2 separate regions of the Homo sapiens genome follow, and region 1 is linked to region 2. A link is a loop called in an ENCODE intact Hi-C map of the cell type or tissue named here. Cell type or tissue: ovary. All regions are shown on one strand. Each heading gives the region's core, and the rest is flanking DNA. Links, peaks and the distances in the headings are about the cores only. Region 1 has its middle 17 kb from the start of SUPT20HL1. Region 2 holds the start of PCYT1B (phosphate cytidylyltransferase 1B, choline).

The links. Peaks named below come from ENCODE experiments on the same cell type or tissue, not always from the same donor. Only the 100,000 strongest peaks of a DNase experiment are listed, where the experiment ranks them.
Region 1: a loop joins it to region 2, with 7 times the contacts of the local background. A loop is called at or near these places in 1 of 110 quality-filtered maps.

The regions. Positions count from the first base shown.
Region 1 is chrX:24,371,428-24,384,116 of GRCh38, reverse strand. No RefSeq gene overlaps it. Among named protein-coding and RNA genes, the nearest start is that of SUPT20HL1, 17 kb to the right of the region's middle. RefSeq lists enhancers at 7,597-8,123, 11,836-12,611. In ovary, for the core only: no CTCF peak of the experiment used is centred there; no DNase peak of the experiment used is centred there.
Region 2 is chrX:24,642,192-24,654,880 of GRCh38, reverse strand. PCYT1B (phosphate cytidylyltransferase 1B, choline) reads left to right here and starts at 7,534. Exons shown (of 8, transcript NM_004845.5): 1 at 7,534-7,892. The coding sequence starts at 7,776. It overlaps PCYT1B-AS1 (PCYT1B antisense RNA 1), which reads right to left and starts at 4,808. Exons shown (of 2, transcript NR_046638.1): 1 at 4,732-4,808. RefSeq lists an enhancer at 7,289-7,338. In ovary, for the core only: no CTCF peak of the experiment used is centred there; a DNase peak (open chromatin) is centred at 7,470; H3K4me3 peaks cover 1,756 bases.

The sequences.
Region 1 (12,689 bases), core at 4,283-9,282, 270 kb after region 2:
GCCAAGAACATACATCAGTGAGAGGACACTCTCTTCAATAAATGGTGCCAGGAAAACTGGATATCCACATGCAGAAGAATGAAACTAGATCACTATCTCTTTCCATACACAAAAATAAAAATAAAAATGGATTAAAGACTGAAATCTAAGACCCCAAACTATGAAACTACTACAAGAAAACTTTGGTGAGACTCTCTAGGACATTTGACTGGGCAAACATTTGAGTTATACCCCATAAGCACAGGCAACCAAAGCAAAAATGGACAAACGGGATCACATGAAGTTAAAAAGCTTCTGCACAGCAAAAGAAACAATCGACAAAGTGAAGAGATAATCCATGAAATGGGAGAAAATACTTGCAAACTACCCATCTGACAAGGGATTAATAACCAGAATATATAAGGAGCTGAAATAACTCTATAGGAAAAAAAATCTAATAATCTGATTTAAAATGGGCAAAAGATCTGAATAGGCATTTCTCAAAAGAAGACATACAAATGGCTAACAAATGTATATAAAAAAGCTCAACATCACTAATTATCAGATAAATGCATATCAAAACCACAGTGAGATATCATTTCACCTCAGTAAGAATGATTTTTATTTAAAAAGGCGGGGGGGAATAACAGATGCTGGCAAAGACGTGGAGAAAGGGGAGCCCTCGTACAGTGTTAGTGGGAATGTAAATTAGTACAATCACTACAGAGAAGACTATGTAGGTTCCTCAAGAAACAAAAAATAGAGCTGCTATATGATCCAGCAATTCCACTACTGTGTATACACCCAAAAGAAAGGAAATCAATATATTGAAGAGATATTTGTACCTCCATGTTTATTGCAGCACTACTCACAATAGCCAAGATATGGGATAAACCGAAGTGCCCATCAACAGATGAATGGATAAAATGTGGTGTACATACACCATGGAATATTATTCAGCCATAAAAAAGAATGAAAACCTTACCACCCAGAGTGATTGTGAGTATAAAATCGTATGTGGTGAGAACATTCAAAAGTCTCTTCCAATAAATGTGTGAGGTTATAAAAATAAATAAATAAATAAAAGCACTGGACCCCCAAAAATCCCACGTGGACTTGGATATGCTTTGTTATCTGCAAAGCCCCATACAAACATAAAGGATTTGTTTCTCTCAGGAGAAATGCTAATGTCATTGGCAGCAACATAAATGGAACTGGAGGTCATTATGTTGAGAGAAATAAGCCAGACACAGAAAGACAAACATCACATGTTCTTACTCATATGTAGGAGCTAAAAAAGTGAATCTCATGAAGGCAGAGAGAAGTTTGGTGGTTGTCAGAATCTGGGAAGAGGGAGTGTATTAGTCCATTCTCACGCTGCTATGAAGAAACACCCGAGACTGGGTAATACATAAAGAAAAGAGGTTTAATTGACTCACAGTTCCGCATGGCTCAGGAGCCCTCAAGAAACTTACAATCATGGCTGAAGGCACCTCTTCACAGGGTGGCAGGAGAGAGAATGAGTGCCAGCAGGGGAAATGCCAGATGCTTATAAAACCATCAGATCTCCTGAGAACTCACTCACTATCACGAGAACAGCATGGGGGAACTGCCCTGATTCAATTACCTCCCACTGGGTCCCTCCTGCGACATGTGAGGACTGTGGTGATTACAATTCAAGATGAGATTTGGATGGGGACACAGCCAAACCGTATCAGAGGGCATGAAGAGAGATCAATTAATGGGTACAAACATACGCTTAGAAGAAACAAGACCTAGAGTTTGATAAATCAGTAGAGTGACTATAGTTAACAATAATCTATTGCACATTTCAAATAGCTAGACGAAAATAAATTCGTCCTAGAATAAACAGACGATAAATATTTGAGGTGATGGATATCCCAATTACTCTGATTTGATTTTTACACATTATATGAATATATCAAGTTATCACATGTACCCCAAAATATGTACATCTATTATTTATCAATAAAAATAAAAACAATTCAAAAAAAGTCATAGCGAATACTTTTTTAAAGTATACAAGCAAGAACATGGTTTATCTACAAATTCAAAATGACATATTAATATCATGTTTGGGGATCAAATGTGTATTAATAAGTAGATTGAAATTTAACTGTGTGTTGAATCCATCCAGACTGCTTCCATGGCCTGTTATTTGGAATTCTTGACTTTTGCACTTTAAAAAATACATTCCTTTATTATTATAATTTTTGTATTTTGTTTCTAAAAGAGGAGACACAAGCACTTTTTGGCAGCTATTTGCAAGCACTTCTTCAGAAGTAATATGCTGTGGAAATGGATAATTTTATTCTCAATAAAGGAAAAGCCAAGTTGGATAAAAACTTTTTATCCATATAAAATCTTTTAATCCATATCCACTATCCATATAGTGCATATTCCTTTTTATCCTTTTAACTTTTATTTTGAAGAACTAGAGATATATTGATGTAGTAAGAAATGATAATATGAATGTTCCTTACAGGTGTAAGGTCAAAATTCAGAATTATAATTTTTATGTCCCTCATCAGCTCATTCTATTTTTTTTTTACCATCTTAACCATTTTAAGTGTACAGTTCAGTAGCTCATTCTACTTTAAAATCAGTATTTTTGATGCCTCCTTTCTGAACCCAATAATCCACTGCGAGAATAAGTTAGACAATTGAATAAAAATAATTGAAAGCTGTAGAATGGTCAAAACCCCCATAGCAGATGAGGCCATCACCTGAGTGACAAAAGAACCAAGCAGATGATGCTGGAACAGGCCTGCTACTAACAGGCATAGGATCTTGACTGCCCCAAACAGCCAGTCAACACTTGGAGGCTTTTACAGTTGAAATGAAAACAGATTCCACTATTATTTTTTAAAAATCATAAACCTCAGAACACTTTCACAAACCCTGGAATATTCTTAGAACCAAAACTGAAGTTAGAAATCTTAGATTCATATCCTGGTTCCACCTCTCCCTAGCTCTGTGACTTGAGCAAGTTATTTTCTTTTTCTTTTTCCAATGCTCAGTTTGTGAATATACAAGTGAGGATTTAAAATATCTACCCAGTGAGCCTGGCCAGTCTACAATCTGGGCACACCACAGTCAGAAGCAAAGACAGGGAGAATGTCAACTTGAACTTGGCTTAAGTTGTTCTCACTTCAGTTTATTATCAAACTAGCAGATGGATAAAAGCTGTGCAAAGAATAAAAGTGATAACAACCCAAATAAGTGAACAGACGTAGCTCGTCAAAGCAGCTCTAACAGTGTGAGGAGTCTGCCAGGTCAGAGAAACAAAAAAAAGCCTAAACTCATTATATCATTAGACTGGGGCAGGGCCATGTCACAATAGCAGTGGTTTTCAAAGTATGGTCCCCAGACCGACGTTTTTGACCTGGGTATTTGTGATAAATACAAATTATTGAGCCCCAGCCCAGACCTACTGCATCAGGAACTTTGGGGCTGAGTCCCAACAATTTGTGTTTTAACAAGCCCTCGGGGGCATTCTGATTGGAAGCTCAAGTGTGAGAACCTGCCTTATGGCATGAGGCAATTCTTTTGGAACTGGTTTCATGTTCTTGTTATTTTTCTCATGGGCCTGCTTACCACCCAGGATGATTGTGAGGATAAAATCCTATGTGGTAAGAACATTCAAAAGCCTCTTCTGATAAATGCATGAGGTTATATAAATAAATAATAGCACTGGCCAAAAAAAAAAAAAAATCTCAAGTGGAATTGGAAATGCTTCATTATCTGCAAAGCCCTATACAAACAGAAAGGGTTTGCTTCTCGCAGGAGAAATGCTAATAGCTATGAATTTAACGATCGGTTCTGCACGGCACTGGCCAATTCAGCCCTATAATAGGTACAGGATTGGGCTATCCCAAAAGGCAATGGCCGGTAGGATCTTTTCCCTGCTGCCTTTGGGGATCACTTGCATTTTTATATGTGAAGGAGGAATAGATGGTGCATCAAGAGCCTACTAGCTTGAACTATCTGCCTGGGATCCAGTCTCCAGGAACATCTCCCAGGTTTGCTGTAAACAGCAGTGTCCAACAGAACTTTCTGTGATGATGAAAATGTTCTACAGCCCGCATTAGGCTACACTGTCCATTGTGCTAGCCACTAGCCACATGTAGCATTTAACAATATGACTAGTGCAATAAAGGAACTGCATTTTAAATTTTATTTCATCTTAATTTGAATCTCCACATGTGGGATGTAGTTATACTAAAACATAATTATTCTTTGTTTACCTGAAATTCAAACGTAATTGGGCAACCTGCATTTTTATTTGGTAAATCTGGCAACCTCGGTTAAAGATTATCAGTGACATTGACATTAACTCCTCCCGTGGAAAGTTTGATCGAGAGATTTTCGCTCATGACCAGAGGAAGCAGATTTGATCTTACCTTGGTCAGAAAGGGCACAGTGTTCTTTTTGGAAGAAAATTTTTGAAGGAATAGTGGCTGAGAAAATCAATGTAACAGATGACTAGAAATACAAAATTGTACTATCATTCGTATACTCATGCTTATTTCTCTGCAACTGAATCCATTCTCCACATACAGGTTTCAAAGGGAAACAGAAGGCAGTCCAAAGAGCCTAATTCAGTCAGGGATAATTCTGGGCTTGGAGCATGGTCCTAGGTATTACGGAGGAGCAGAGAGGAATGGTATCTATGGGTCATGCAAAGAAAGGATTGTAAAGCAAACCTTCCCTTCTTAATTGCTTAATCTCTTAGTCACCTCAATGGCTTATTACCTTATGAAAGTAATCATGAGATTGAAAAAAATAAGACCAAGATTCTTGCCTTATGACTATGCTTATGCTTTTGCTTTGCTTCAAAGACAAACAAAAAAAAGTATGGCAACCAGAATATTGCTAGTTCTCAGACAATATTTTCTGGCTGGGTGTGGTGGCATACGCCTGTAATCCCAGCACTATGGGAGGCTGAGGCAGAAGGATCGCTTGAACCCAGGAGTTCAAGACCAGCCTGGGCAACGTGGTGAAACCTCATCTCTACCAAAAACAGAAAAATTAGCCGATCGTGGATGAGCACACCTGTAATCCCAGCTACTCCAGCTGAGGCTGAGGTGGGAGGATCGCTTGAGCCCAGGAGGCTGAGGCTCCAGTGAGCCGAGACCATGCCACTGTACTCTAACCTGGCAACAAAGTGAGGCTCTGTCTCAAAAACAATAATAATATTATTATTTTGCTGACAACGCTATAATTTCAAGACGTGATTAAATAGAGATGTCTTTATCCCTCTACACACTCTAGCCCTCACTTTTTGCCATAACTATCTCCTCTTTTAAGAGATATTGACAAGAAATCAGTTCTTAAGGCCTCTAAGCTCATCTTTGATATAATAAAGAAGGTATTATTTTGTAGTTACTTATTTGATAGCATTATTTTTAACTAGAGGAAAGGATTTTGAAACTGGCACTCCTTCCCCAGGAATAGCAAAGGAACTTGGTGTTTTTATTAACTAAACATCATTCCAAGAGTTGATTCTTAGAAAATTCAGGTCTTCCAGTTTCCAAGAATTTTTAGGTCAAAGAGTAATGGTTGTAGTTTTCCTCTTTCAAAAGAAGGTTTTGATGTAACAAACATAGCCAGCAGGTTTAAAAAATGAATCGTAATAGCATTGTGTCTAAACCATCACCTTTGATGTTTTCCTATTTTCTCTATGGCCTAAAATACTCACATGGATATAATTTTAGCTTTGGAGATCTGATGACTTGGGAACCAATGGGTCTCCAGCAAGAGATTATTAGCGCATGCAATTGCTCTCCTCTCTCTTCTCTCCCCTCTCATGGGGTCTTTCTCTCTTTTCTACCCATTTCCCTATGAAAAGGTATTGAGTCTGGAAGACAGCCAGCATTCTAGTATTTGAATGGTTTAAATGGGTTTAAGCCATTTAAATGGGTTTACATTTCAATAACTCAGGTTTAAATTTGGAATTACAGCATTCACCCTGGAGGGCCACCATGTGATTTGCATCCAGACAGGTTCTCAAAATGTGGATGGTCCCTGATCCAGCAGCAGCAGCAGCAACACCTGGAAACTTGGAAATGCTAATTCTCAGGGCCCACCCACCCAGACCTACTTGGTTGACTTCAGTTACAGTTACCTGAGTATTCTATCCAAAAAAAAAAAAAAAAAAAAACCTTTCATGCTTCTCTTTCTTCAGAGTAGAAGAGTAGATCATCCTTCTCACTGGCACATTCAGACTCTTCTCCATGGAGTAGAGCATCTTTCAACGAGTGTATGGTCCCAGGACCATCAGCATCAGCATCCCTGGGAACTTGTTAGAGATACAAATTCTCAGGCCCCACCCCAGACCTGCTGTATCAGACACTCAGACAGTGGGGTTCAGCAATCTGGGTTTTAACAAGCCCCCTTGCGATTCCAATGCATGGTTGGGTCTGAGGAACAATGAGATAAGAGCATTTCCTGCTATTGAGCCTATTCTATGACTTAGATTTATTCTGAGATACCAAACAGCTACCACAGCCCTATTAAAAAAGCTCTTTGAGTAGTTTACAAGCCCATGGGATTGGATTCTTTTGTCAGTCTGCCTTATCCTCAAAAAGGTATTAAAAACAGTAAACACCATTCACAATATTACTCTGTAGATATATATCTGTGTTTCTCAAGAGGATTCATTGGAGGAAGGGTGTCTGAATTAGCTGTGTGGGATCTGTGTGGGTGGGATGGCAAGTGGGGAGAGTCGTGGATTTGAAAATGCCTCCTTTCCTCCTTGATGTAGGGGTGTGTGTGTGTGTGTGTATGTGTTTAAGTTAGGTTGGTAGAACAGTCTGGCAAGATTCAAATCTACTGGGGTATGAAAGCCCATTTTTATAATCCACTCATCGTGGCCCTATCACTGAACTCTTGATCTTTTTTTTAAACCATATGAATGTGAGTTTCCTTATTTAAAAACAAGTAAGTACAATTTGGTGACTATTCACCACATCATGCTATGCTCTATGTATGATCCTTAACATGCATTATGTCTATCGGTCATCACAGCAACTTGGGGAGGTTGGAACTCTCAAACCCATTTTGCAGATGAGGACACAGAGGAGGCTTATACAGATGAAGCAGTTTGCCCAAGGTAAGTAGACAGCAAGCATCAAGAGTCAGGATCTGAAAGGCCACTGTTTCAACGATGGTATGCCACCTCATGTGAACTTTGCATTTTCTGATTTGATTAGGGAAGACAATGACCATGCACTAAATGTTGAAAAATGACACATTCAATGGATGGAAAAGATATTTTAGTCTGAATGTAATTGTTTTGGGATTGGGCCGTCCTTTTCAAACTTGACTGTGTATACAAATCACCTGGGAATCTTATTAAAATGCAGATCCTGCTGGACGTGGTGGCTCACTCCCGTAATCCCAGTGCTTTGGAAGGCCAAGGCAAGAGGATCGCTTGAGGCCAGGAGCTTGAGACCAGCCTGGGCAACATATAGAGACCCAGTCTCTACTAAATAAATAAATAAATAAATAAATAAATAAATAAATAAATAAAATAAAATGCAGATCCTGATTCAGCAGGTTTGCAGTAGAGCCTGAGATTCACATTTTTTTCATTAAAAAATAGTGCTCTTTATTATAAATTACTGAAATGTTTCTTTTCTGAATAGAAATATAAATATGTGCAAAGTTTGACTTGGATTAGGATTTTATTGAGTTCTTCAAGCATCTCCTAATAGCCTCGAGGGCGTGAGTAGGGGGGAGGAGAGAGGACTGGAGGTGGAATCTTTATAAAAGAGTGATTGAGACATTGTAAACATTATTAAAAAACAAGAAACGAACAAAAAAATAGAGAAAAAAACCACCCCAACACACAACTGCCCTGTCCAGCCCAATACCTGACACAGAAAACTTTGTGTTTGTTTAGTTGCACCCCCCCCACTCCCCACCACACACACACACACACACACACACACACACACACACACACACACAAATCTGTTCCAGGTAATTCCATCGCTGCTACATTCCTGTAAGTTGTCACTGATCAGTGCTATGACAGAGCGGGAGCACCTGGGGTGGCAGCAGTCAGCATCTCCGATGACCTCCAGCTTCCCTCACCCAGGCAGGAGGGAGGGCTGTGCAGGGGCTGGGGGCAGTGGGACCTGGTGGCTCTGCTCTGACCACGAGGCGCCTCACTGGCCAATACTTACTGGGCTAACACTCCCAGTGCTCAGCTGGAAGGCATGGGTTTCCGCCCCCTCCCCACTTCCCTGTCTGTGGGCTGGCTGGGTGCCCTCCGGTGAGTCCCTCAGCCTCTCCACGCACTCCACGCATCCAGGCTGAGTGTGTGGCTTTCCTATGCTGGGTCCGTCTCCATGGTACAGGGAGCATTTAAGGCGAATGAGAATCACATTTCTAACCAGCTCCCAGGTGATAACGCTGCTGCTGAGCTGCAGACATTTCAAGTAGCAGGAGATGAGATACAGTGTTTCTAAATGTCTTGTTCATGTATAATATCATTTGATCCTTACCTAAGCCCTGTGAAGTAGCCATTATTATTTCTACCTCTTAGATGAAGAAGTTGTGAACTCTTAATCTTTAATTTAAAAGGTGAACAGTATTGTAGCTCCTCAGTGCATTTATACTATCAACGAATCTAGGGGTATTCTTTCAAGTACAGTGGGTATAAAAGTATGGTTTGACCCCCAGGCTCTCCCCCTCCAATTCCTCCTTCGCATTCCTGCCTCATAAACTATGCTAAACCACAGCTCCAATCATAGCGTTTCTCCCCCAATGGTGGCTCCCCAATATTTCCCAAATTAACTTCATATTTCTCATTTGGCATTCAAGACTGAAACTGTAGATTTTACATCGAATTGTATGAAATTGCCTTTTTAATGGAGCAAAAGTATCAAATATCAACAATCTCATATGGTTCGACCTAATATTATCTGCCTCATATTTACTTTGTTAAACTTCTCTATAGCCTTTTTCTTTTCCATATTGTAATTATTTTTTCTCTTTTTTTTTTTTTTTGGAGACAAGGTCTTACTGTATCACCCAGGCTGGAGTGCAGTGGCGTGATCTGGGCTCACTGCAATCTCTGCCCCCAGGTTCAAGCGATTCTCCCACCTCAGCCTCCCCAAGTAGCTGGGACTACAGGCACGCACCATCTCACTCAGCTAATTTTTTTATTTTTTGCTAGAGACAGGGTTTTACCATGTTGGCCAGACTGCTCTTGAACTCCTGACCTCAAGTGATCTACCTGACTTGGCCTCCCAAAGTGCTGGGATTACAGGCATGAGCCACCGCACTTGGCCCATATTGTAATTTTTAAGTTTCTTGTAATTTTAATACTTAACCTGCTAACGACCAGCCCCAACTTCTGGTGAAAAAATCTCAGAAAAATAAAAAGAAAATGTTCCCTCTTCCCTGCAGCTTCAGAGAAGCAGACACTATTATGTGACACAGAGCCAGTCCCATGTCATAAAATTCTAATGGGGAACATTCATGCAAGTATCTATCCCACTCTCCTTGCCAGCGTGGAGGCTTGGATGAAAGACCATAATCCTAGTCTGTTTTGTTACTATAAAACTGTCCTTGGAAGTGTTATTTCTAAAGAAATGTATCTCTTAAGTTACCTGGATATCAGAGTGTGTTGCTATGTCCTGTGAAATGGCACCTATAACACCTAAAAGTCTGCAACTCTGGTTGGTCATCTTATTAAATAATGTGTTGCCCTGGTAATAATAATACGGAAATTGTCAATTCTGTTTTCCACAAGGTAACAAATATTTCGGTTAGAAGCCTTTGTTAAGTGGAAGAAGAGCTTTAGAATTTCTTTTTCTCCCTTTAGGCATTTTCAATCCTGTGATTCTGTTGGCTTCCTTATTCTTATTCTTTTTCTTTTTTCTTTTTTTTTGCAACAGGGTCTCAGGGTCTCACTCTGTCACCCAGGCTTGAGTGCAGTGGTGCAATCATGGCTCACTGCAGCCTCCTTGGGCAAGCAATTCTCCCACCTCAGCCTCCCGAGTAGCTCGGACTACAGGCACGCACCACCACGCCTAGCTAATTTTTTTTTTTTTTTTTTTTTTTTTTGAGAGAGACGGAGTTTCATCATGTTGCCCAGGCTGGTCTCAAACTCCTGAGCTCAAGCAATCCGCCTACCTCAGCCTCCCAAAGTGATGGGATTACAGGTGTGAGCCACCATGCCCCACCTGGCTTCCTAATTCAAACAGTAGAATCTGTCTCATTTAAATTACCAAGAAGATCCATGCTACGGAGCCAGCCTGTCTTAGCCCTTTCCTTCACTTCCGCTCTGCACGTACACCATGCTATAGATAGCGCCTCTTCTGCGCTGATCATCCTCCACTGTTCCTTTGCTCGTGTGATTCCTCTACTTAGAACACCTTCTTCCCGCCCCCATCTAAACCTAACAAAATCCAAGCCAAGGTCACCTGAGGGTCACCTCCTTTGTGAGGCCTTCCCCAATTCCATCCAGTAAGATTTATTTTTAATGATATTTGTCATCGTCTCCTTGATGTAAAATCATTTATTTCCCTTCTCTCTCTGAGTAGACTTTAATCCCACTGAAGACAGAGAATGTGCCCTACTCTTCCCCACCATTACCTAGCAAAAGGCCTTGCATGTAAGCATGCTCTCAATACTTAAAAAATGACATTGAAGGCCGGGCACGGTGGGTCACACCTGTAATCCCAGCACTTTGCGAGGCCAAGGCGGGCAGATCACATGAGGTCAGGAGTTCCAGACCAGCCTGGCCAACATGGCAAAACCCCGTCTCTACTAAAAATACAAAAAATCAGCCAGGCATGGTGGCAGGCGCCTGTAATCCCAGCTACTCGGAAGGCTGAGGCAGGAGAATCGCTGGAACCCAGGAGGCGGAAGTTGCAGTGAGCCGAGATGGCACCACTGCACTCCAGCCTGGGTGAGAGAGAAAGACTCTGTCACACACACACACACACACACACACACACACACACACACACAAGACATTGAAGCAGTTTCCCTACAATCAATATTAAGGGTCATCTTGATGTAATTGACCTCTAAAACCAAACCCCTCTTCTTCCCCACCATACCTTGAAGATTCTAGGGCCTGACTCATTATCATCCTCTTCAACACTATGCCAGCAGTATGAATTCTTGATGATTTTGGTATCCACATAGATAATCCTTCCAGTAGCCTGGGCCTTCAACTCCTTGACCTCCTCTCCTGCAAAGATCCTGTTAAGACATCAACCACAGGCAACCACACTACCATGGTTTTACAGTAGAACTCATCATTATCAATAACCATAAGAGCCTCCATAATCTCAACTTCAAACCTCCCACTCTCCAAACACTGCCAAACAATCATTTCAAAATAACTGGCTTCTCAGGGAGTATGAAAAAGATGCATAGCTCCAAATATCACTTGTTAAAAATCACCCCGTTCCCCTTCCCCTTCTTACTTCCAGTGGAAGTTTAACATTTCTGTAGAGGAGCCGCTTAGAGCCCAAGAGTAATCCTGCTTAGAAGAAGGCAGGGCATTAGGGGATTTGTTTTGAAGCTCTATTTGCATAACACTTTACACAGTTCTTAGAAGCATCACTTTTCCATATCAAAGAATGCGCTCCATAGCGAAGACAGGCGTAGAGAGCTAAAGTTTCTCAAGCTGCCTCCCGCTTCACACTGACTTTCTCAAGTCTTACAATAAACTCGTTAGAGTTTATCAGACTCACCCAAAACAGTCCTTCCAAAACCTGTCTCACCAGCCATAGGCCTCATCGCTTTTCCTTCTGCTCTTTCCCATTGGAAATTGGGAGGGCAAAGCCAGAGATCTTAAATAGGCAAGGATGGGAGAAGGCTGGGAAGCACTGTGTGTGTGTGTGCTCGTGCGTGTGTTCGCGCGTGCGTGTGTGCGTGCTTGTGTGCACGTGCGTGTGTGTGCTTGTGTATGTGCGTGCGTGTGTGTGTGTGCGCGCGCGCGCGCGTGTGTGTGTGGCGCTCACGCATGATAGGACTTTTCCTGTTGTCCCAGAGTTGCCAAAGGTGGAAACAAAAAGCATCAGGTGCTCCCACATCCTAACGAGGGGCTGCAACCAGCCAGCAGACACGTTCTCAGAGAGTACTAAGAGATGGCAGAACTGGCCCTATTTGGACTCTGACCGTTCCCTTCAACCACTCTTTTCCAGCCTCTGTAGCTACGGGAGGATGGGAAGGGGAGGGAGAGAAGTTGAGTGTTCCTGGGGTGGAGGGGGGAGCTTTTCTTTTCTTGGGACAGAGTAGGAAGGGGTGAGGAAAGGAGTGCTGGGACTCCCCTGCTCTCCCAAGCCAAGAGTTGTATGTAGAAGGGAGACCTCTAAGAGGGTCGCTCCTGGAGAGTCGGAGGTCTGCATGAAGGCAAAGTTGGCATCCAGTTTTACTGCCTGGGCTCGTGTGGAGCTGCACAGACCCGCAGGCCCACACTGGACCACCCTGGAGCCTTGGAAACTGTGGGCGAGCTTGACGCATATTCTTTGAGGGATGTGTTGTATGTGAACCTGGAGTCTGGTGCCCCCTTGTGGTCTAGAGACATCTGAACGTGAGCGGTTCAAAAGGTACTGAGGGGCGGTGTGCCCGGAAAGCAAATGGGAGCATCACTTCCACCTTGATCCCGTGAGCCCACAGCTTCTGAATTTGGAAAGGCTCCACAGGAAGGAGCACAG
Region 2 (12,689 bases), core at 4,575-9,574:
AATTCCATAGGAGGTAATAATGCTTTCTGGGAAATCTGAAATTCTTCTGTCATCTTTACCCCGTGTTTTCCATCTCCCTTCCTCCCTTCCTTCTTCATGATACATTTCTTTTTTTTTTTTTTTTTTTTTTTGAGACAGGGTCTTACTCTGTCATCTAGGTTGGAGTGCACTGGCGCAATCTCGGCTCACTGCAACCTCTGCCTACCAGGTTCAAGCAATCCTGCCTCAGCCCCCAGAGCAGCTGGAACTACAGGTACATGCTACCATGCCTGGCTCATGTTTTTGTATTTTTAGTAGAGACCAGGTTTTGCCATGTTACCCAGTCTGGTCTCGAACTCCTGGGCTCCAGCTATCCACCTGCCTCGGCCTCCCAAAGTGCTAGGATTACAGGTGTGAGTCACGCCACCCCGCCATAAATTTCTTGTTTGGTAAATCTGGGGCAGTGAGAAGAAAATGAATAAAAAAGGAAACGTGGGCCAGGCGCGGTGGCTCACGCCTGTAATCCCAGCACTTTGGGAGGCCGAGGCAGGCGGATCACAAGGTCAGGAGTTCGAGACCAGCCTGGCCAATATGGTGAAACCCCCCGTATCTCCTAACAATACAAAAAAATTAGCTGAGCGTGGTGGCGCATGCCTGTAATCCCAGCTACTTGGGAGGCTGAGGCAGGAGAATTGCTTGAACCTGGGAGGCAGAGGTTGCAGTGAGCCGAGATTGCACCACACTGCACTCCAGCCTGGGCAACAGAGTGAGACTCCATCTCAAAAAAAAAAAAAAAAAAAAGAAAGAAAGAAAGAAAAGAAACGTGGAAGGAATAGTAGAGTCAGGCCTGGGCATGGTGGCTCATGCCTATAATCCCAGCACTTTGGGAGGCTGAGGCGGGCAGATCATTTGAGGTCAAGAGTTTGAGACCAGCCTGGCCAACATGGTGAAAACCCGCCTCTACTAAAAATACAAAAAAATTGGCTGGGTGTGGTGGTGTGTGCCTGCAATCCCAGCTACTTGGGAGGCTGAAGCAGGAGAATCGCTTGAAACCAGGAGGCAGAAGTTGCAGTGAGCCAAGATGATCACACCACTACACTCCAGCCTGGGTGACAGAGTGAAGCTTTGTCTCAAAAAAAAAAAAAAGAATTTTATGGTGGGCACCTTAATGGTATCTTGAGACCTTCTGAGATGCCCCATAAGCTGGCTCTGCAAGAAAGATTCAAGTTCAAGTAGTTTATTTGGGAGATGATCCGATTCCAGGAAATACAGGAGCATGGGTAAGTGAAACAAGGAAAGGAAGGCAACTGATAAAGGGTGCCCTGTGGCAAGTGGAACTTAATCCCACTGGGGGACTCTGGGAGTTAGGGTAGAACATGCAGTTCAGAGTTATTTCACTTGAGGGCTGAGGAAACTAGGGTATTTATACACTGACTTCTATCAATCATTGGTTGAGAGCTCTTGGGGATATGGGCTGTTAATTTTCTGGCCCTTTAGTTCTGACTTAATGGTGGTGTTGGGAGGGCAGGGCTTTCCAATGGCCAGATAAAGCCCTCAGGCAGAGAGATGCAGGTGCTGGCAGTTGACAGTGGGTCAGGTGTTGACTATGGTAACGTCATAGTCATTATGGTAAGTCCTGAGGGGATTTCGGCAGGGTTCAGACAGCATCTCCTCCAAAGAGAGTACTTTATTAGGTTGGCGCAAAAGTAATTGCGGTTTTGTCATTATTTTCAATGGCAAAAACTGCATTTACTTTTGCACCAACCTAGTAGTTCTTCTTTGCAGATCTTTGAAAATACTGTTTTGTTTTGTTTTAAGATGGAGTCTCCTCTGTCGTTCAGGCTGGAGTGCAGTGGTGCAATGTCAGCTCACTGACACCTCCTCCTCCTCCTGGGTTCAAGCGATTCTACTGCCTCAGCCTCCCGAGTAGCTGGGATTACAGGCATGTGCCACCACGCCTAACTAATTTTCTGTGTTTTTAATAGAGACTGGGTTTCATCATGTTGGCCAGGCTGGTCTTGAACTCCTGACCTCAAGTGATCTGCCCGCCTCAGCCTCCCAAAGTGCTGGGATTACAGGCATGAGCCACCGTGCCTGGCCGAAAATAATGTTTTCAACAATTTGATGACGTTGATGTGAGGACTGCTTGTAGGAAGGTAGATGTCATTTGTAGGTGTGTTCCAAGCTGAAGTTAAGGTCTCTATGGCTTGGCTTCCTCATCTTCAAAGTGGGGCAACTATACCTATCTGATTGGGTGTTGTCAGGGCTATAGGTAGGCTATGATAAGCATTAGGTTGGTGCAAAAATAATTGCGGTTTTTTGTCATTACTTTTTTTTTTTTTGAGACGGAGTTTCGCTCTTGTCGCCCAGGCTGGAGTGCAATGGTGTGATTTCTGCTCACTGCAACCTCCGCCTCCTGGGTTCAAGCGATTCTCCTGCCTCAGCCTCCTTAGTAGATGGGATTACAGGCGCCCACCAACACGCTTGGCTAATTTTTGTATTTTTAGTAGGGACGGGGATTCGCTATGTTGGCTAGGCTGGTCTTGAACTCCTGACCTCAGGTGATCCGCCCGCCTTGGCCTCCCAAAATATTGGGATTATAGGCGTGAGCCACCACGCATGGCCTGTCATTACTTTTAATGGTAAAAACTGCAATTACTTTTGCACCAACCTAATACCATAGTGCTAAAGACATAAGAGGTACTCAATAAACAGTAGAAATAATCATGATAGTCCTTGTTAGGGACAGCACTGATCTGACAAGTTCTCACAGAAGGCATGCTCTTCTTGTAGAGGTCATGGGACTCAGAAGCCCTGTTCCTAAACATTCTCTGGGACTTTTCTGAACAGCCTACCTCCAACATGTTTCCTCTGCCTCTGCTAACTGGAGATAGGACTTTAGGACTTTGCTCCAGCTTTGTTCCTCGGTTTCAGCTTTTTTGTTTCCTCTCACTGAGGTCTGTGCATCTTTCTATTTGCTCATGAGCTAACCATGCCTGTCTCACCCCAACCCTAATACCCAGCTCTTGATGACTTTGGGGAGGACAGTAATGTTCATTGTTTTTTTCTAATTATAAGACTAATATAGGGTTGGTGCGGTGCCTCATGCTTGTAATCTCAGCAATTTGGGAGGCCGAGGCAGGCAGATCGCTTGAGCTCAGGAGTTCAAGACCAGCCTGGGCAACATGGTGAAACACCATCTCTACAAAAAATTAGCCAGGCGTGGTTGCGTGTCCTGTAGTCCCAGCTACCTGGAAGGCTGAGGTGGGAGGATCACCTGAGTCTGGGAGGTCGAGGCTGCTGTGATCACGTGACTGCACTCCAGTCTGGGCAACAGAGTGAGACCCTGTCTCAAAAAAAAAAAGAATAATATATGCTCATTTTTGAATATATATATATATATATATATATATATATATATATATATATTTTTTTTTTTTTTTTTTTGAGATGGCATCTCGCTCTGTTGCCCAGGCTGGAGTGCAATGGCGTGATCTCGGCTCACTGCAACCTCCGCCTCCGAGGTTCAAGCGATTCTCCTGCCTCAGCCTCCAGAGTAGCTGGGACTACAGATTCCTGCCAACACGCCCAGCTAATTTTTATATTTTTAAAATAGACGGGGTTTCACTGTTTGGCCAGGATGGTCTCGATCTCTTGACCTCATGATCCACCCACCTCAGCCTCCCAAAGTGCTGGGATTACAGGCGTGAGCCACCGCGCCCAGCCTTGAATATTTGTTAAAGGCAGAAAAATTTGTTTTAAAGTAAAACAAAAATCTTCCATAACCCCACAGTTTAAAGATTTCACTTTTAGCATCTTGATATATTTCCTTCCAATGCTTTTTTCTGTGCATGTACATATGACATAATTGGGCTCATGTTTTTGGAATCACATTTTGCAGCCTGCTTTTCTAACACTATAATGCTAACACGTGCCCATAACATTAGAATTTCTTCAAAAACATGACTCTTAGTGAGTGTACAATACTATATTATATGGACTTATTTTTATTTGAACTATTCCTACTATTGCTGTAAGTTGTATCTTTTTTGCCTTTTATAAATAATTCTGCATTAAGCATCTTTGTACATAATTATTTGTGTGCTTCTCTATTTCTTTTGGGATAAATTACCAAGTGGAATCCCTAGGTCAAAGGGTATGAATATTCTAAAGGCTGTTAGCATATACTGACAAATATCCTCTATGGAATTTCTAATGAAGTTAACACATGCATGGATTTTTTGAAATCATTACCATAATCAAGATACATAATGATTCTTGGACGGCCACAGTGGCTCACGCCTATAATCCTAGCACTTTGGGAGGCCGAGGAAGGTGAATCACTTGAGGCCAGAAGTTCCAGACCAGCCTGGGCAACACAGTGAAACCCTGTCTCTACCAAAAATATAGAAAGATTAGACAGGAGTGGTGGCATACACCTGTGGTCCCAGATACTTGGGAGGCTCAGGTGGGAGGATCGCTTGAGCCTGGGAGACAGAGGTTGCAGTGAGCTGAGATTGCACCACTGCATTCCAGCCTGGCAACAGAGTAAGATCCTGTCTGAAAAAAAAAAAAAAAAAAAAAGCTACATAATAATTCCATTACCCCAATAAACTCTCTCCTGCTATCCCTTCATAGTCATCCCCTTCATAACCCTTATGGAATATTTAGCTCTGTAGTGTGGAATTAACTGATCATTCTTAGCTAATTGTCTTGATAGCATTACAATGCCCCCAAGTTAAAATAACTCACTCAAGTATTATCAAGAAGTTTCTGAGTCAGGTTGTAGCAGCTGCCAGGACTGGTCTCCAAAGTGGGTGGATCTGTTAAGGACTCCTCTCAGAGTGGTGCCTGAAAGAGCCTATTTCTGCCATTAAGACTGCAAGACATGCTGAGATTCAATCACAGGACTGTGGGGAGAGGAGCAGGAAGAAGCCAGGACTAGGCTGGAGCAGAATTAGTGGGAATGGAATTAGTTATAGAGCTGACCCTCAGGGCAGTTAGACAGAAGTCTAAATTTCAAAGTTCAAGGACTTGGGATGAGTAAGTGTCAGGTGTGACGGACTTAGCACAAAGTAGCACTGAAAGCTAAGGATTTGATGTGGGTAATACAATGAAGATATCCTAGGCAAAGGCAGTATCTTGGTTCAATGGGACAGGGGAGGATTAGGAGGAGAAGAAGGTGAGGAAGGGAGACAGAAGATATTGGGAGTCTAAAGGAATGGCCTAGGCTCTTGGACAAGAGTTCACAAGGACTCAGCTAGACATCAGAACTCTTTAAAATGAGCAGGTGAACAGGTGAACCTCTCATTCTGGAGAGAGAATTAGGTGACCAATTAGGAACCAAGGGGTGGCTCAGTGGCCAAGAATACAGTGGGGTTTAGGTGCTTTCCAATGTGAACAGTGACTCTAAGGTAGTGGTTTGTAAACTTTAGCGTGGGTCAGAATGCCTCCCAAACCAGGAGGTTTTGATTCAGTAGGTCTGGAGTGGGAAGCCAGAATTTCTGATTCAGTAGGTCTGGGGTGGGGATCCAGAATTTCTGACAAGTGACCAGGGCTGCTGCTGCACTTCTTGGAGAAGTACACTTTGAGAACCACTGCTCTAAGGCAAAAATACATATATTGAGATTAGAATAACCATGTCATTTGCACGTCACCCAGTACACGTAGGAAAAGGGCTCCTAAATGTAACACAGGGCTTGGCTCTTCCAGGTGATGAGCTGGTAGAGTTAAACCTGCTGCTGGAAGTGTTTTGTGCTTCCAGGAGGGCAAATAGGGTAGGAAGCATCACTGGAATTCTCACAACACTGGAGTTCTGTCCTGTATAGGTCATAATACTCTTAAGTGATGTTATTCTGACTTAAAGGGCCAGCATCTAAAACTGTCAAACTGTAATTCTCTGCTACAGAATCCATTTTCTTCTTCTTTTAGGACTAGCCCTCTTTGCTTATTGAGGAGTAATAAAAATAATGTCCCCTTATATTAGCATAGCACGTTCTAATTCAAAAAGTGCAATGACATGATATCTCATTTGATCTCCTTTCTGTGATGGAGGCAAGCCCGGTATTTTTATCCCATCCTTTGGGCTACTGATTCTCAAAGTATAGTTCCCAGACCTGCAGCATTAACAACACCCAGAAACTCTCTAGAAAAGCAAATTCTGACCCCACCCCAGACTTACTGAATCAGGTCCGGGGTCTGGCAGGGGGCCAATAATTCGCATTTCTAACAAGTTCCCTGGTGATGCTGATGTTGGTGCTGCTGGTCCCAGACCACACTTGAATGAAAACCACTACTGTAGATAAAAATGAAAGATGTAGAAGCCCAGGGACTTGTCCTAAGAGGACTCCTGCCTAGATCCTTTTCTTACTACACCTGCTGCATCCCTGGTCCCTACGCGCCCGCCCCCACCACCTCGCCCTTCGCAAAAAAAAAAAAAAAAAAAAAAAAAATTCCTTCAAATCCCAGCTGCATTATTTTAGAATTTTGTGAATGTGAATACCTGTAAAATGAGGATAACAATAGGATCTACCTCTTTGGGTTCTCACAAAGATTAAACAAGAACTAGGTAAAGTACTTAGCACCGTGCTTGTGCTTAATAAATGCCAGGGATCATCATGATTTTTTATTAATATTAAAAGTGACAATTCACAATGAATACCTTGGTAAGTTCTTTGGATGTGTGTCTTCAGAATGCTCCTCTTAAAATGTGAATGTCCCTAGATAATGTAGACATTAAAGCACCTGATCGTTAACATTCCATCTCTGATTGCCATGAGCATTTGGCTGAGAGCAGGGTACTTCGGAAATGGGACCCACGACTGGTAAAGTAGGAACCAAGAGAAAATAGAGCAGTGCATGGAACAGTGTATTGAAAGGCACACAACAGCAAGACTTCTTGAGGAAACTTTGAATAGCTGGGGAAGGGGAAGAGTGGCTGACAGAGGAAGCAACTGCGAAAGGGCAGCCAGGAGTAGGAGGCAGGCTGTTAAAGACAATCTACCTCCTTCAAAGTTCCCCCTAGGGCAGCCCCAGGGGAGGGCTCCAGGGCTACACCAGGCCACGAGGGGATCTGCCAGGGTTCACGTTGCATGAAGTCCAGGGGTCGAACACTCAGGTGCCCATAGTGAATGCCCGGAGGGGCCCTCCACTGGCAATTAGCACAATGAATTTGGGCTCAAAAGTGGCTTTGTCTTCAGGGTGACTCCTATTTGGCAAATATCCTGACTACAGCACATCATGCACTAGCTCATCCCAGGGACATGGTCCTTTATTAGTGGAGGTCTGCTATGTTGTTTCTCAAGGCGTCCTAGGCCCCTCAGGAAGCGGTTTTATGTTATCTGGGTGGCGCAGCCCGGGTCCCGTGCCCAGAGAGGACGGAGACCTTTGCAACTGAATTAAACAGAAGAAACAAAAGCAGCAAGTTCGGGCCCGTGGGTACGGAGGGCTAGCCAATGGGGCCCGGCCGCTTCCCGGCGGAGTGGTACTATGATGACAGTAGCCAACCAGCGCGCTCTATGCAAATGAGATACTGTATCCCGCACCAGCCGCTTCAGTGTCGTCTGGTTGTTATAGTGATAAACTGAGGCCTTGCCTCTTGGCTTCTGGGAGAGAGAGAGAGAGAGAGGGGCGGGGGGTAACCTCTTTACTTCCCCTAGGGAAGACAGAAAGAAGGGGAGAAGAAGCGGGGGGATGGGTGGAGGGTAGAGGGGAGAAAAATACGTGACAAAGAAAACATTCTCTGCCTGGGAGGAGACTCTCTGAGGGTGTAGAGCTAGAGGGAGCATTCACTGGCCATGCCAGTAGTTACCACTGATGCTGAGTCAGAAACAGGTATCCCAAAATCCCTTTCCAATGAGCCTCCCTCAGAAACCATGGAGGAAATAGAGCACACATGCCCACAGCCTCGACTGGTAAGTAAAGACAAAGGATGGAAATGTATGCGTGGCTATGGCATAAAAGAGTTCCTTATGCGCCCGCAGCCAGCGAGGAAAACGATGCTTAGAGGATTTTCATGTAAATGAGAAGAGCGCTACCGCCTAATCCTTCTCAGCTGTTTATACTTAGCTTCTATACCGGGCGCTGCTCTCAGTTTACAAAGCGTTATTGTATTGGCTGGGTAGGAAACGGGCTGCTTGGGATATGCTGTGTTTTTGTGCTTCGGGAGGAGGGGAGGGCCTTTTTCCTTTTAGGTGTGTTCTTGTCTGAAGGTAAAAAAATCCTACAGTGCAATTTTAAAATGGTATTCTCTTTACCAAGCTCGGGAAGAGTCCCTTGTTAAGTTTTAAATTCTAGCTAAGGAATGCTTCGTTCCTCAACTGATTTTGGTGCCTAATGCCAATTTGGGGGGAAAAAAATGGAAACATGGAAGCAAAACTTCCCCATCCGTTTGAAAATGTTCAAAATAAATAAATAAATAAATACATAGGAGTCCCTCAATGATTTAGTTAGAAATAATACGCATTTAAAACGAATTGTAAAACATTTCCAGAGTGTGCTGTGAGGGTTTCTCTTCAGGTAGTGGAAACCTGGGGAGCTACATTTATTTAGAAAGGGGTTGCATGCCTTTAAGAATGAAAGTGTGGAAACGGGGTACTGAGAGCGTCCTTCCGCCTCCGTAACTGCACCGTAACTGCTCTCCCAAATTTGGTCGTCTCTCTATCCCTGGTCATGATCTTTTAGGTAGATGTGAAACTTCGTTCCCAACCACCTCAGCATGTGTCCTCAAGGAATCAAAAACACGCATGGGTGGTGGGTTTTCTGTGGTCCGAAGTCTTGTGGAACTTGGGGAGACCTCTCTTTGAGTCCCCCAATCCAAAAGACACACTAGTTAAAGCTATCCTTTCCTTTAGCGATTTCCCTCAAGTTAAAAGGTGGAATATTTTGATTGGCTGTGGAGTTTGACCCTGGGAAGAGTTTTTTAAAAAAGGATTTTGTGATGTAGCATTTTCTGTGAACCTGCAAAATTAGGGCTCGCAGATGAGAAGGCCAACCCATCATAAAACTGTTATTTCTTAATAAGAGTTAATAAGGGTTCAAAGGAGGCTTAGAACAACTTCCTAAAAAGCACAAATACAGAGGAAGTTATATTAGAGCCCTGTGGGCTTTTTTCCCCTATGCTTCTATTTTTAAAAATGTTTTCTCTTAGGGCAGTTTAATAGTAACTGTGCCCTAGCACTTTAGCCACTTACTGAATGACATACACAGTGCAGTGTCTATGTTCTCATGAGATACAAACCATCCCAATAAGTTTGTTACTAAGGGATTCCTTTGAGTCACTAAACAACTTATGGTTTAGCATAAAGGAAAATGACCACTAAAAGCATATTACAAGATTATCATATGCACATATACATATATACACATAAATAGAGAGAGAGACTCACTCTGTTTTCCAGGCTGGCCTCAAACTTGAACTCCTGGACTCAAGTGATCCTCCTGCCTCAGCCTCCCAAGTAGCTGGGATTACAGGCTTGTGCCACAGCACTGGACCAATATATATATGTGTGTATATATATATATGTATATACACACATATATACATATATACACACATATGTATATATATTTGTGCCCATGCTTACCCAAAAATATATTTTTTAAAGTAACCACAATCTTCAAATTTGCATCACATACCTTCCTGACAGAGGTAAAGGGCAGAGGAGAGAAAGGCGGCATCCAGCTCCAGTTTGTGCATCATTTCAGTCTCTTTTGCCTACTATTTTTCCTTCCATTTTTACCTCTTAGCTATTCTGCTTCTTGATTGCTTCTGCCTGAGGGAGATGGGCAGAGAAAATTAAGGGAAAGAAGAAAGTTCAAGTTACTTTCTTGTTTTTTTAAGATGGAGTCTCACTATGTCCTCCAGGCTAGAGTGCAGTGGCCTGATCTTGGCTCACCACAACCTCCACCTCCCAGGTTCAAGCGATTCTCCTGCCTCAGCCTCCTGAGTAGCTGGGATTACAGGTGGGCAGCACCATGCCTGGCTAATATTTTTTTGTATTTTTGGTAGAGACGGGGTTTTGCCATGTTGGCCAGGCTGGTCTCGAACTCCTGCCCTCAGGTGATCCGCCCACCTTGGCCTCCAAAGTATTGGGATTACAGGTGTGACCCACTGCACCTGGCCAAGTTACTTTCCACTTTCACTCGTGACAGCTTATTCCAGGTGGTAACTCACAAGAACCACGCAAAGCTGGCAATGTGCTCTACACCCTCACCTCCCACCCATTGTAGAAATAAGGAAACTGAGGTTCAGAGAGGGTAAGTGACTTGCCCAAGGGTCACACTGCTTTGAAGGGGGCAGAGCTGGGATTTGAACCCAGAGCTCTACACCGGAAAAGTGGAAGATCTTTCTTCTATAACATACTCATAAGTGAGATACATTCCCTTCCCATCTTTTTGGCAGTTCTGGTTTCGTGTGTGTGTGTGTGTGTGTGTGTGTGTGTGTGTGTGTGTATCATGCACATGCATAGGTATGATACAGATGTACATAAGTTGAACTGTTGAAGCACCTGCTTTGATTTACTTATGATACAAAATTTTCCACGTTGTTCATCATTGTCATGGGCTACTGAAATTTGACTCTGTTTAAACAGGGGCTTGCAACCAATTTATAAAACACTACTAAAATTTTCAAATTGCCTTCTCTCTTATTAGCTAACTTTGATCACTGTAGGGTTATATTCTAAATTTAGATTTATACTTTATAGCCTAACTTTCCTTTGCTAATGATCTTACTTTAATAACTAAGGCACATGCTAACTACTTAATAAAAAAGTTTGTTGATGAAGAGAGTGAGCAGCAAGTGAAAACATGAAATTAGCATTTCTTTCTCTGGTTTTTAGTAGTTTCTGTTGATCTTGTAGCTTTGCTAGTGTCTTCATATTTCAAATTGTATAAATTCTGCATTTCTCCCAGCACCCAGGCATATAGCTCCAAATTGTATGTGGGTCACTGACACCACAGCCATCAACAGAGTGTGGCTACTGAGTTGCTTAACTAACTATGGAAAGTGTATGAAATATTTGCAGGGGGCCTGTTTAGGATTGAAGCTCCACACTTGGATTCTCCTTCAGAGGGCAGGCTCCTTCTCCTAGTTGCTGAAATGAAGTGGGGAGCTGGCATACGTGAGTGAATAAATAGACTTTAAAGCAGTCTATATTTTAGATCCCTGTAAGTAACAAATTGATAATAATATTGCAGATATGATTGAATTATATTTCAAGGGGAAGTTCTTCTGCCAGGAAAACTTGTAGTTTCTCTACCTGCCTTATTCTTCATTAGAGGAAAATATAAGAAAGGAGACGATTAAATAGAATGCAGTAACTCTGATAAAGAAATTAGAAAAGAAATAACAAAAGCATTACCTAGGTTTTATGATAGAGCCTATATTTTAGGAATATAATCTTACTACTCTTACCATTTTACCATGGTGCTCTGATTTGAGATGCTTCTGAGAACTCTTTACATTGTTACAATGTTTACTCTTGATTCTTGACTTGTTTTCAGTTCTTTACTATTTTCCTGATTAAACATGATGCAAGGTGACTCATCAGCTTGACTGTCAAGATGAGAAACTGAGTGGCCTTGGGTGATATGATGTAATAGCCCTTCTTGGAAATCTAACTCCTGAGATACAAGGACTCCTCTGAGCAAGGACTGTGTCCTCATATCTTCCCAGCCCTCAGATTATGCCTAGAAAGATCCTCTGGGCTCAGCAGGTGTCCCAGAAGCCCTTTCTAACAAGGCCCAGCCACCCTGAAAGTTGTCTGCTTGAGAATTTGGTTAATGACCTTGGACAAGTTCTTCTAGGGGTGCATTCTGTTGTCAGAAGGAATTGTAATTCTAGACTGCAATAGTCACTTCCATGAAGATGGATATACTATGGATCAACTGAGAAGGCCTTGGAAATAAAAAAGGGTTGGTTCAACATGCCACATTAGCAGGAGGAGTTCATTTCGGGTTTTACTTCAAAGTGGAGCAGTGCCAAGAGACTGCTGTCTTGCAGAAGGTGCATTATGTCAGTTTGGAGGTAGCATGCTCATCTGCTAGTATTCAAAAAGATGACCAGATTTCCAGAGACATCAATGGCTTCCTTTGCTAATATTGCCATCTACTTAGCCACCCAGAACAGCATACATTTTAAAAGTGAAACACTCTTAATGCGCAATATTGGCGAAAATAAACAAACGTGAGCTTCCTTGGGTATTTACTGTGGTCAACTGGAATTCTGCCTAAGGTTATTATTAGGTATCTTCCTGCTGGTCTCTATCCAAATGCAACATCCATGTCTTGCAAATTGATACTAGTCAGGTGTATTTAGCATGGAATCAATCAATTAGTTTCTTCCATTCTTTTAGGTTTGTTCTCTCACTACCCCTCCAACCCAATTTGCCTAATGCTAAACCCTTATGGAAGAAATAAACCTAAATCAAATATAATAGGTAGCTTCTGTGTTTTATTTTGATGATTTAGCATATAGAAATCAAAAGAGTGCATGTATATGTCCTCAATCAGGCAGTGAGGAAGATTTAAAGTATTTAGCAATGCAGAGTTTTGGAAGATAACTGAGAGAAAACTGAGTCTCTTACCAATCCTTACCAACCCCTACCATCCCCTTACCCATGGGATCCACAGTCAGCCAGGTGGTTAACAACTTCCAGACACAGCAATGCACCAGGTGCTGTGGAGAGAAATAAAAGAAGTGAATCCAA